2 separate regions of the Homo sapiens genome follow, and region 2 is linked to region 1. A link is a contact called in ENCODE Hi-C or POLR2A ChIA-PET data. All regions are on one chromosome and are shown on one strand. Each heading gives the region's core, a stretch centred on a gene start or an enhancer-like site at or near the end of the contact. The rest is flanking DNA. Distances are from core to core; before and after follow the strand shown.

Evidence for each region. Hi-C counts contacts between places; a loop is a spot of excess contacts on that map. ChIA-PET counts read pairs that join two places held with the same protein, here RNA polymerase II (POLR2A).
Region 2: a map of kidney shows a loop between it and region 1 (7-fold over the local background). The contact joins two enhancer-like sites. A Hi-C loop is called at or near these places in 1 of 168 maps with a recorded cell type or tissue (kidney). POLR2A ChIA-PET finds 5 or more read pairs at or near these places in 3 of 52 experiments (BJ, activated naive CD4-positive, alpha-beta T cell and common myeloid progenitor, CD34-positive).

Annotation. Positions count from the first base shown.
Region 1 is chr22:19,542,599-19,547,211 of GRCh38, forward strand. No RefSeq gene overlaps it. Among named protein-coding and RNA genes, the nearest start is that of CLDN5, 20 kb to the left of the region's middle. RefSeq lists an enhancer at 1,716-2,215. Within about 2 kb of position 1,926, at least 2 of the 41 ENCODE cell types and tissues checked have a DNase peak (open chromatin) inside an H3K27ac peak, as active enhancers do.
Region 2 is chr22:19,689,026-19,693,638 of GRCh38, forward strand. No RefSeq gene overlaps it. Among named protein-coding and RNA genes, the nearest start is that of SEPTIN5, 23 kb to the right of the region's middle. RefSeq lists an enhancer at 2,944-3,503. Within about 2 kb of position 2,831, at least 7 of the 41 ENCODE cell types and tissues checked have a DNase peak (open chromatin) inside an H3K27ac peak, as active enhancers do.

The DNA.
Region 1 (4,613 bases), core at 676-3,175:
TTTTCTATTCTCTGAAATAATTTGTACAAGGTTGGAATTATCTGTTTTTTGAAAGGCAGAATTTGCTTGCAAAGTTATTTTAACATTTTTGGGGGAGGAGGGGAATATTTTAAATTACTGATTACATTTCTGTAATTGTTGTTAAGACAATTGAGGTTTATTTCTTTTTTATTCCATTAAAAGAAACCTGTGTTTTTCCAAGAAATTATCCAGTTCATCTGTTTTCAAACTTGTTGGCATAAAGTTGATATAAGAGCCTCTTATATTTTCATATACTTGCTGACACACCCATGTTAAATCTGTTTTGTCCTGGTGTTTTTTATTTGTGCATCCTCTCTTCTTCTTGTTAATACTTCCAGAAGCTTGGCTTTATATTTGTATTTCCAACAAATCAATGTTTGACTTTGCTGCCTTAAATTTTATTTAATCTGATATTGACCAAATTAACAATTTTTCTCTTGGTTAGTCTTTGCACAGTATATCTTTCTTTCCCTTGACATTCAATTTTTCTTTTTCTTTCTTTTTCTTTTCTTTTCTTTTTCTTTTTCTTTTTTTTTTTTTGAGTCAGGGTCTCTGTCACGGAGGCTGGAGTGCAGTGGTGCAATCATAGCTCACTGCAGCCTCCAACTCCTGGGCTTAAGTGATCCTCCCAACTCAGCCTCCCAAGTAGCCGAGACCACAGGTGAAACACCACCACACCAAACTTCTTTTTCTTTTGCAGAGACAGGGTCTCACCATGTTGCCCAGGCTGGTCTTGAACTCCTGCCTCAAGCAATCTTCTGCCTTGGTCTCCCAAAGTGCTGGGATTACAGGCGTGAGCCATCACACCCAGCCCATTTGGGTTTATTTGTGACATTTTCTGCCCAGCTTTCCCACTCATTCCTCCTTTCTTGCATCTTTTGGGTGTGAGAGAGAGAATGTGTCTTTTTTTTTTTTTTTTTTTTTTTTTTTAGAGACGGAGTCTCGCTGTGTCACCAGGCTGGAGTGCAGTGGCAAAATTTCGGCTCACTGCAACCTCTGCCTCCCGGGTTCAAGCAATTCTCCTGCCTCAGCCTCCTGAGTAGCTGGGACTACAGGCACACGCCACCATGCCCGGTTAATTTTTGTATTTTTAGTAGAGACAGGGTTTCACCATGTTGGCCAAGCTGGTCTTGAACTCCTGACCTCAAGTGATCCACTCGCCTCAGCCTCCCAAAGTGTTGGGGTTACAGGCGTGAGCCACCGCACCCAGCCACGTGTGTGTCTTTTATTCCCTGCTTTCCCTTCTGCCTGTTTGGCACTTATAACTACTGTGCCTATTTCATGGATGCCCTCCAAAGTTAATATCTGAGGTTAATGTTTTTCCCTCCTCCCATTCCAATGGGTATTCTCCCAATACCAGAGCCTTAGCATGTATCACCTGCTACCAGCTCACATGCCATTGTTGCCCAGCGCACGTGCTGGGTGTACTGGTGTGCAGAGTCCAACGGGAGGGCTGGGAGAAGGCCCCCGACCTCCCTGCCCTCTCAGACTGTGGCCGCACCCAGCTTGCCAGACGGAGAGCCCAGGAGCAGGAAGCTGGTGTAAACACAGGGCGGGCACCCACACTGTTCCCAGGAGCCAGTCCTTAGATCCTATCTGGCTCTCACCCTGCCTTTGTCAAGCCCTCAGGACTTGGCACCCAGGTCTGATCTGGGTGGGCGTTTGTCCAAACAAGAAGTGAGCCAGAGCTGGACATCCAGGACCAGACCATACCACACAGAGGGCATGGGGACACTCTCCCAGGGCCTGCAGCCCTTCCCGGGGCTGCTCTTGGCAGCCCAGGCACCCTGGAGGATATGCAGTGCCTCTCTGCCCACCCACACCCCTCTGGGGCTGGCAGGGCCTGGAGTGTGCGTGGGCATGCAGACGCATACACATCTAGCCCTTGGCTCTCCTCATTGGACCCCTTCAGACACTCCTTTCTCTTCACACTTTTACGGAAAAGGCACAAGTGGGGATGTCCTGCCCTGTGACTGGCCTTGGCTGGCCTGGCCCCTGTAGCACACGCTGGTGGAAGGAATGTCCACAGTGCAGAAGGCGCTGCTGCAGACCGTGGGCTCACCCGTTCTCATTCCACCTGCAGGTGGACCAAGCCTGGGGTGGCGGGGACAGGCCCCACAGACTGAAGTGACAGGGGATGGAGAAGGGCTGGGGACAGAGGGGACACAGCCACCTACCTGGCAAGCTAAGAGGTCGGGAAGAGTAGCTGCCACTTACATGGGTTTAGACAAACAAACAGGAGTTCACCAGGGTGAAGGGAAACGGGAGACCTGGCTAAAAGCAGGAAAAAGTACCAGCATGGGAGCGGGGGCAACAGCAGAACCCCAGGGAGGGTCAGATGGGGTGCAGCGCCGGGAGGCCAGCCAGTTCCCTGGAAGAGAGTTTGCAGGACTAAAGCCTAGAGCCTAGATTGCTGCAAAGTTTCCCAGAAGCGGCTGTTGAACAATAGTCACGGCCGGGCACGGTGGCTCACACCTGTAATCCCAGCACTTTGGGAGGCCAAGGCGGGCGGATCACGAGGTCAGGAGATTGAGACCATCCTGGCTAACATGGTGAAACCCTGTCTCTACTAAAAATACAACAAAAATTAGCTGGGCATGGTGGCAGGCGCCTGCAGTCCCAGCTACTTGGGAGGCTGAGGCAGGAGAATGGCATGAACCTGGGAGGTGGAGCTTTTAGTGAGCCGAGATTGCGCCACTGCACTCCAGCCTGGGCGACAGAGCAAAACTCTGTCTCAAAAAAAAAAAAAAAAAAAAAAAAACAACAATAGTCACACGGCCACATCTAGCTGGGAGGAAAGGTGAAATATGTTTTAGCTGGGTGGCCACGACTAGTGAAACATGAGGCCTGTATTTTTGCTGGGGCAGTGAGCATCCTTGGCCACATGCTGGGCTCCAGGGGGACGGCCAGGGGCATTGGCCAGGGAAGGAGCCCAGGAGAGCAAACAGAACCTGCATACTCACTCCCCTCCCTCCCAGTCCCATTTAATCTAACTGTGAAGACAGTGAAAACTAATAAGCCCACAGTAAGAGGGGAAATACTCGAGACTGCCATCAGTTGACCAGAAATTTTGGAAGAGTTTGAAGAATTTTTGGGAGACAGGAAGCAGATAGGATCAGGGCATAGTTAAGGGCACCCAGGCAGAAGCCACGGCCCTGAAGGAGCCCCCGGCAAGGGCAGGGATGGCTGCAGTTGCCAGCTTTAGCCCTGAGAGCAGCTTTGTGAGGCAGGCAGAGCAGTTCCCGGGAGGGCCCACCACAGTGGTCAGAGAGGCAGCAAACTGGCTCCGCCGTGCAGCTTTGGGCGGAAAGGCAGGTCCTGCCAGGAAAGAAACCAAGCAGAGTCAGTTAAAGGAGGTCTCCTGGTGGTCCTAGAGTGTTGTGGGGGAGGTTACGAACAGGTCTTCCACACACCTGGTGGGAGTGTGAGGTGACACAACCACTTGGAGAACAGTTCCCCAGTATCTCACAAAGCAGAACGGGTGCGTAGCCCATGAGCCAGAAAACAAGGACCCGTGTGTGCCAGAGTAGTGATACGAGAATATCCATGGGAGCATTGCCCTTAATCCCTTAATAGTGCTAACTAGAGTGCACACAAGTGTCCATCAACAATAGGCTGGATGAATGCACTGTGGTATATTCACACAGTGGAATACATGCAATGCAGAGCAACACACAGCTTGTATGAATTTTATAAAGGTAACAGCGGGTGAGAGGCACAAGCCCCTGAACTGTCTACTGTATGATTCTGTGGCAGATTGTATTTTCCAAAGATGCCACCAAATGTAGAGACATTCAAAGATATCACCCATTGGACATTCTCTTTTTCATTTTACTTTTGTAAAAATTGCGGGCGGTGGTGATGGTTGTACAACAATGTGAATATACTATTGCTACTGAACTGCATACTGAAAATGGCTAAGATGAGGCCGGGCGCGTTGGCTCATGCCTGTAATCCCAGCACTTTGGGAGGCCAAGGCAGGTGGATCACTTGAGGTCAGAAGTTTGAGACTAGCCTGGACAATTTAGCAAGACCCTATCTCTACCAAAAAACAACAACAAAAAACACATTTTTTTTTCATTAGCCAGGTGTGGTGGCACATGTCTGTAGTCCCAGGTGTTCAGGAGGTTGAGGCAGGAGGATCACTTGAGCCACGAGGTCAAGGCTGCAGCGAGCTGTGATTGTGTCATTGCACTCCTGAGTGAGATCCTGTGTCTAAAAAAAGAATGTGGTAAAATATACATGACATGCACTTTACTTTTTTTTTTAACCGAGTTTTGCTCTGTCTCCCAGGCTGCAGTGCAGTGGCGCAATCTTGGTTCACTACAGCCTCCACCTCCCGGGTTTAAGCAATTCTCCTGCCTCAGCCTCCCTAGTAACTGGCATTACAGGTGCACACCACTACACCCAGCTAATTTTGTATTTTTAGTAGAGACGGGATTTTGCCATGCTGACCAGGCTGGTCTCGAACTCCTGACCTCAAATGATCCACCTGCCTCAGCCTCCCAAAGTGCTGGGATTACAGGCATGAGCCACTGCGCCCGGCCTCATCTTAACCATTTTCAGTATGCAGTTCAGTAGCAATAGGTACA
Region 2 (4,613 bases), core at 1,581-4,080, 150 kb after region 1:
TGCCACCCTCTGCTCACAGGCTGCGGGTGTGGGGCATCCAGGAGCTGGCCGGTGGAAAGAGGAGCAGGTGCCCTTACGCAGTGGGGAGCAGACACACTTGTGCTGCTTTTCCCTTGGGGCTTGGGGTGGCCACTGGGGCAGGACATGAGGACAGACCAGCCCTCGTCCCCCCAGTGCAGGGGGCAGATCTCACTGCCAGGTGAAACCCTGCTGACCATCCATGTGGACCCCTCAGCTTGGCTGGATGCAGGAGGTGGTTGCACAGTTGCAGGTGGGGCATGGAGGGAGTGGAGCAGCCCCTTACCCCAACACAGGCCCCATTCCTGCTTAACCGGATGTTCCGAGGAGAAGCACAGCCCAACAGGTGTGCACAGGAAGCTCCCATCAGTGCTGTCCTGGGAAAGGCCCATCCTGAATGAAGTGTGTTGCTCAGATCCGAAGAGCGCTGCATCTTCACAGGTCAGGGTGGAAACCTCCTGGTGCACGGCCCGGGAGGGGCACCCGTGGCAGGGCCAGCCCCTGTGAGGCTGCACAGATGAGCTCGAGCAGAGAGTCTGGGGCCGGCCACATCCCACGTCCGACCCTGAGCTGGGGCCCTGGGGGAGCCCCTGTGGCTTTCGTACCAGCCACGCCTGTATGTAGAGAGCTGAGTGTCTGCTGTGGAAGACCACGAGTCACATGGCAGACATGGGCACTCGGCCCAGGCGATGCTGACCCATCCATCAGCTCCTACAGGACCACAAGCTCCCGTTGTGGTGGCCAGAGACTCCCAATGGCCACAGACCCACTCAGGGCTCTCTCTGGGGTCTTCCGGAGAAAAGGAAAGCTCAATGAGCTCCTTAAACCTTTCACTTCAAGTTGTTGCTTTTAAACATTTTGCTTCGTGGCCTTTCTTGCTCCTTCTGTAAAAATCTACATTGTGCTACCATTTTTTTTTTTTTTTGGCAAGGTGTCACTCTGCCACCCAGGCTAGAGTGCAGTGCTGTGATCATGACTCACTGTAGCCTCAAACTCCTGGGCTCAAAGGATCCTCCAGCCTCAGCCTCCCAAGTAGCTGGGACTACAGGTATATCCCACAGCATCCAGCTAATTTTTTGAAAATTTTTTTGGTAGAGATGAGGTCTTACCATGTTGGCCAGGCTGGTCTCAAACTCCTGGGCTCAAGCGATCCTCCTGTCTCGGCCTCCCAAAGTGCTGGGATTACAGGCGTGAGCCACTATGCCCACTCAACATAGTGATTTTCTAACTCCTTCATTTCTTCTCCATTTAGTAGTTGGCTTTCCACCGTAAGGAAAACTGCCCAGTCTCCCCTCTGGCTACCAGTGAAGGCTTGTGGGGTTTTCTTTGATTCGGTGAGTTATATTCAGTGGCTGTGGGGCTTGTTTGGATGCTGGCTGACCGGCCCCGTGTCCCTGTCATGGTGGAGCACGCCCTTGCTTCCTGGCACCACCGCTGCACCCGGCTCAGCCTGCACTTTAACTGCTGCAGCGCTGGAGGCAGCCACTTCCCTGAGGAGCCCTGCTTCCTTTTGTTTGTTTGTTTTTGTTTCTTTGCTTTGAGACGGAGCCTCATTCTGTTGCCCAGGCTGGAGCGCCCTGGCAGGATCATGGCTCTTTGGCTCAGCCTCCCAAGTAGCTGGGACTACAGGTCCCCAACATCATACTTGATTACATTTTTAAAATTGTTTATAGAGATGGGGTCTCATTATGTTGCCCAGGCTGGTCTCAAACTCCTGGGCTTAAGTGATCCTCCTGCCCTGGCCTCCCAAAGTGCTGGGATTATAGGCGTGAGCCACCACGCCCGACCAAGGCCAGCTTTCTTAGAACAGAGTATTTCTTCCACACTGGGGTCCAGGCATGAGTTGTGCTCACTTTACCATGGTATCATTTAGATCCTAGAAAAAAATTATTTGTGAGATTATTATAATATGTATAAATAAATATACAATTAATAATACTATTAAACATCATTGAATTGTGATTATATTATTAATATAGTTGTATTATTAATATGTGATTGTACTATTAATTTTAATTATCGTGTAATTAGTTATAATGCATCCATAATAACTCATACCATGAATTCACAGTCACTCCTAGTCCTGCCCGGCCCTGCAGGCTCCTCCTTGTGTCCGTCATTCCGTATCTGTACCTCCTTCTACAAGAGAGCCCTAACTTCTAACAGCATCACTATGTCTATCATCTATTTAGCCCTCCAAACACACAAGACACTTCCAGAATCTTCTTATTCTCCAGAGGAAAATGTTTCATCAAAACACCAGAGGCAGCCAGCATTTTGACAAGAAAACACAACAAACTTCATTTCTTTGGAAATTTGATCTAGGAAAATGTGTCTCTCTCATTTTGCTAATGGATGTCTGTTTATCAGTCAGAGACCATGAAACGACTCCTTATTTTGAATATCAGATTTTCTTCTTATTCTCAAACCTCAAAACAGCTTGGTAATAATTTATTTGGAAATTATCCGAAAGGTAAAAATAAAAACAGAAGCAAGTAATATGCCTTGTTACTGCTCCTTAATTAGGTAAGAGCCTCATTTCTTGGGCTGCTGGGATGTAAATTCTGCATAAAATGGCTGGCTTTCTTTTTAAGGCTTTGCAGCAGTGTTAACATTCGGCTGCCAACTAAGTCGATTTTAATCGCCTTTACAGGAACCTTCACTTTTTCTGTTTGTTCCATTCCACTCTTTCCTCAGTGGATAATCCCGCATGTTAAGATTCCTGTGCAGCCGAGGGAGGCGGCTTTTGGCCGGGAGCTTGTGCTCTGGGTGTGAGCGTGGCTGTTGGGAACGCCTTCTGCTCAGAATTCCGTGGTCTCAGCAGATCGTTCAGTCTAGCCACTGGGACGGGGCCGACCGCACACTGCTGGACCTCTGAGCGGAAGATGTGTGAGGTTAGGAGGGAAGGAATAAACAAAGTCGCCTTCTTCCCTGCTGACCTGCCTTGGTATGTCACCATTACTCAGCTCCTTACAGAACAGGAGCTTCAAGCTTTCACCGGACAGGCTGGCTTCTTCCCGGGAGCCCCCGCCCAAGGTGGGGCCTGGTGGGGTGGGGCCACCATCGCTGCTGGAAGCTTTAGCTCTTTTCCCTCAGCTTGGCCTCCTTTGGCAACTAATTTTTTAACTTTTTCTAATAGGTAACAGAGTCCCAAGATTCCAAGTTCCAGGAGCATGAAAGGACTCACTTGTGGAGATTCCTGCCTGGGGCTCCCACCCACCTAAGGAATGCCATCCTTGTCACCGGCTCACGGGGCAGCTCTTTGGTATCCTTCCAGGGTGGTGTGTACAAGTACAGGCACATGGATGCATGGATGCATGAGCATTTTTTTCTTTTGCCGACATATTAATACACCCGGCAGCACTCTAGGCCCATTGGCCTGCAACTTTTCATTTGATTGATTTTTAATTATTTACTTTTTTAAAAAATTGTAGTTAAATATACATGACATATATTTACCATTTGAGTCTTTTTTTTTTTTTTGAGATGGAGTCTTGCTCTATCTCCCAGGCTGGAGTGCAGTGGTGTGATCTCGGCTCACTGCAACCTCCACAGCCTGATCCTGGGTTCAAGGGATTCTCCTGCCTCAGCCTCCCGAGTAGTTGGGATTACAGGCGCCTGCCACCATGCCTGGATAATTTTTTTTTCTTTTGAGACGGAGTCTTGCTCTGTCACCCAGGCTGGAGTGCAGTGGTGCAATCTCAGCTCACTGCAAGCTCCGCCTCCCAGGTTCACGCCATTCTCCTGCCTCAGCCTCCCGAATAGCTGCGACTACAGGTGCCCGCCACCACACCGGCTAATTTTTTGTATTTTTAGTAGAGACAGGGTTTCACCGTGTTAGCCAGGATGGTCTCGATCTCCTGACCTCGTGATCAGCCTGCCTCGGCCTCCCAAAGTGCTGGGATTAAAGGCATGAGCCACTGTGCCCGGCCTAATTTTTGTATTTCTGTAGAGACAGGATTTCACCATGTTGGCTAGGCTGGTCTCAAACTCTTGACCTCAGGTGATCTGCCCTCCTCGCCCTCCCAAAGTGTTGGGATTACAGGTGTGAGCCACAGCACCCAGACCATTTTTAAGTGCACAGTTCAGTGGTATTACATACATTCACAGTGTTGTATAATCGTCACCACCATCCATCTTCAGAACTTTATGCATCTTGCAAAACTAAAACCTGCCCCCATTAAACAGCAGCCCCCCTCATCCCCTGCCCCCAACCCCTGGCAACCCCTATTCTACTGTCCGTGCCTATGAACCTCACTACTCTATGCACCTCACATACGTGGAACCACATGGTATCTGCCCTTTCGTCGCTGGCGTCTCTTAGCATAACGTCCTCAAGGTTCATCGGTGTTGGGGCACGTGTCGGGATTTTATGGTGTGTGAATGACGTCTCAGTTTAAAATGTTCTAGAGTTACCCAGTGGTGATGGATACACAACTCTGAATATGCCAACAACTTCTGACTGGTACACTTTGAGTGGGTGATTGTATGGTCTTTGAATTGTGTCAATAAAGCTGTCATTTAAAATAAAATACCAATCCGTGCTGGCACAGAGAAGGACTGGGAGACTCCGGGCAGTGCGCAGGCCCCTGTGT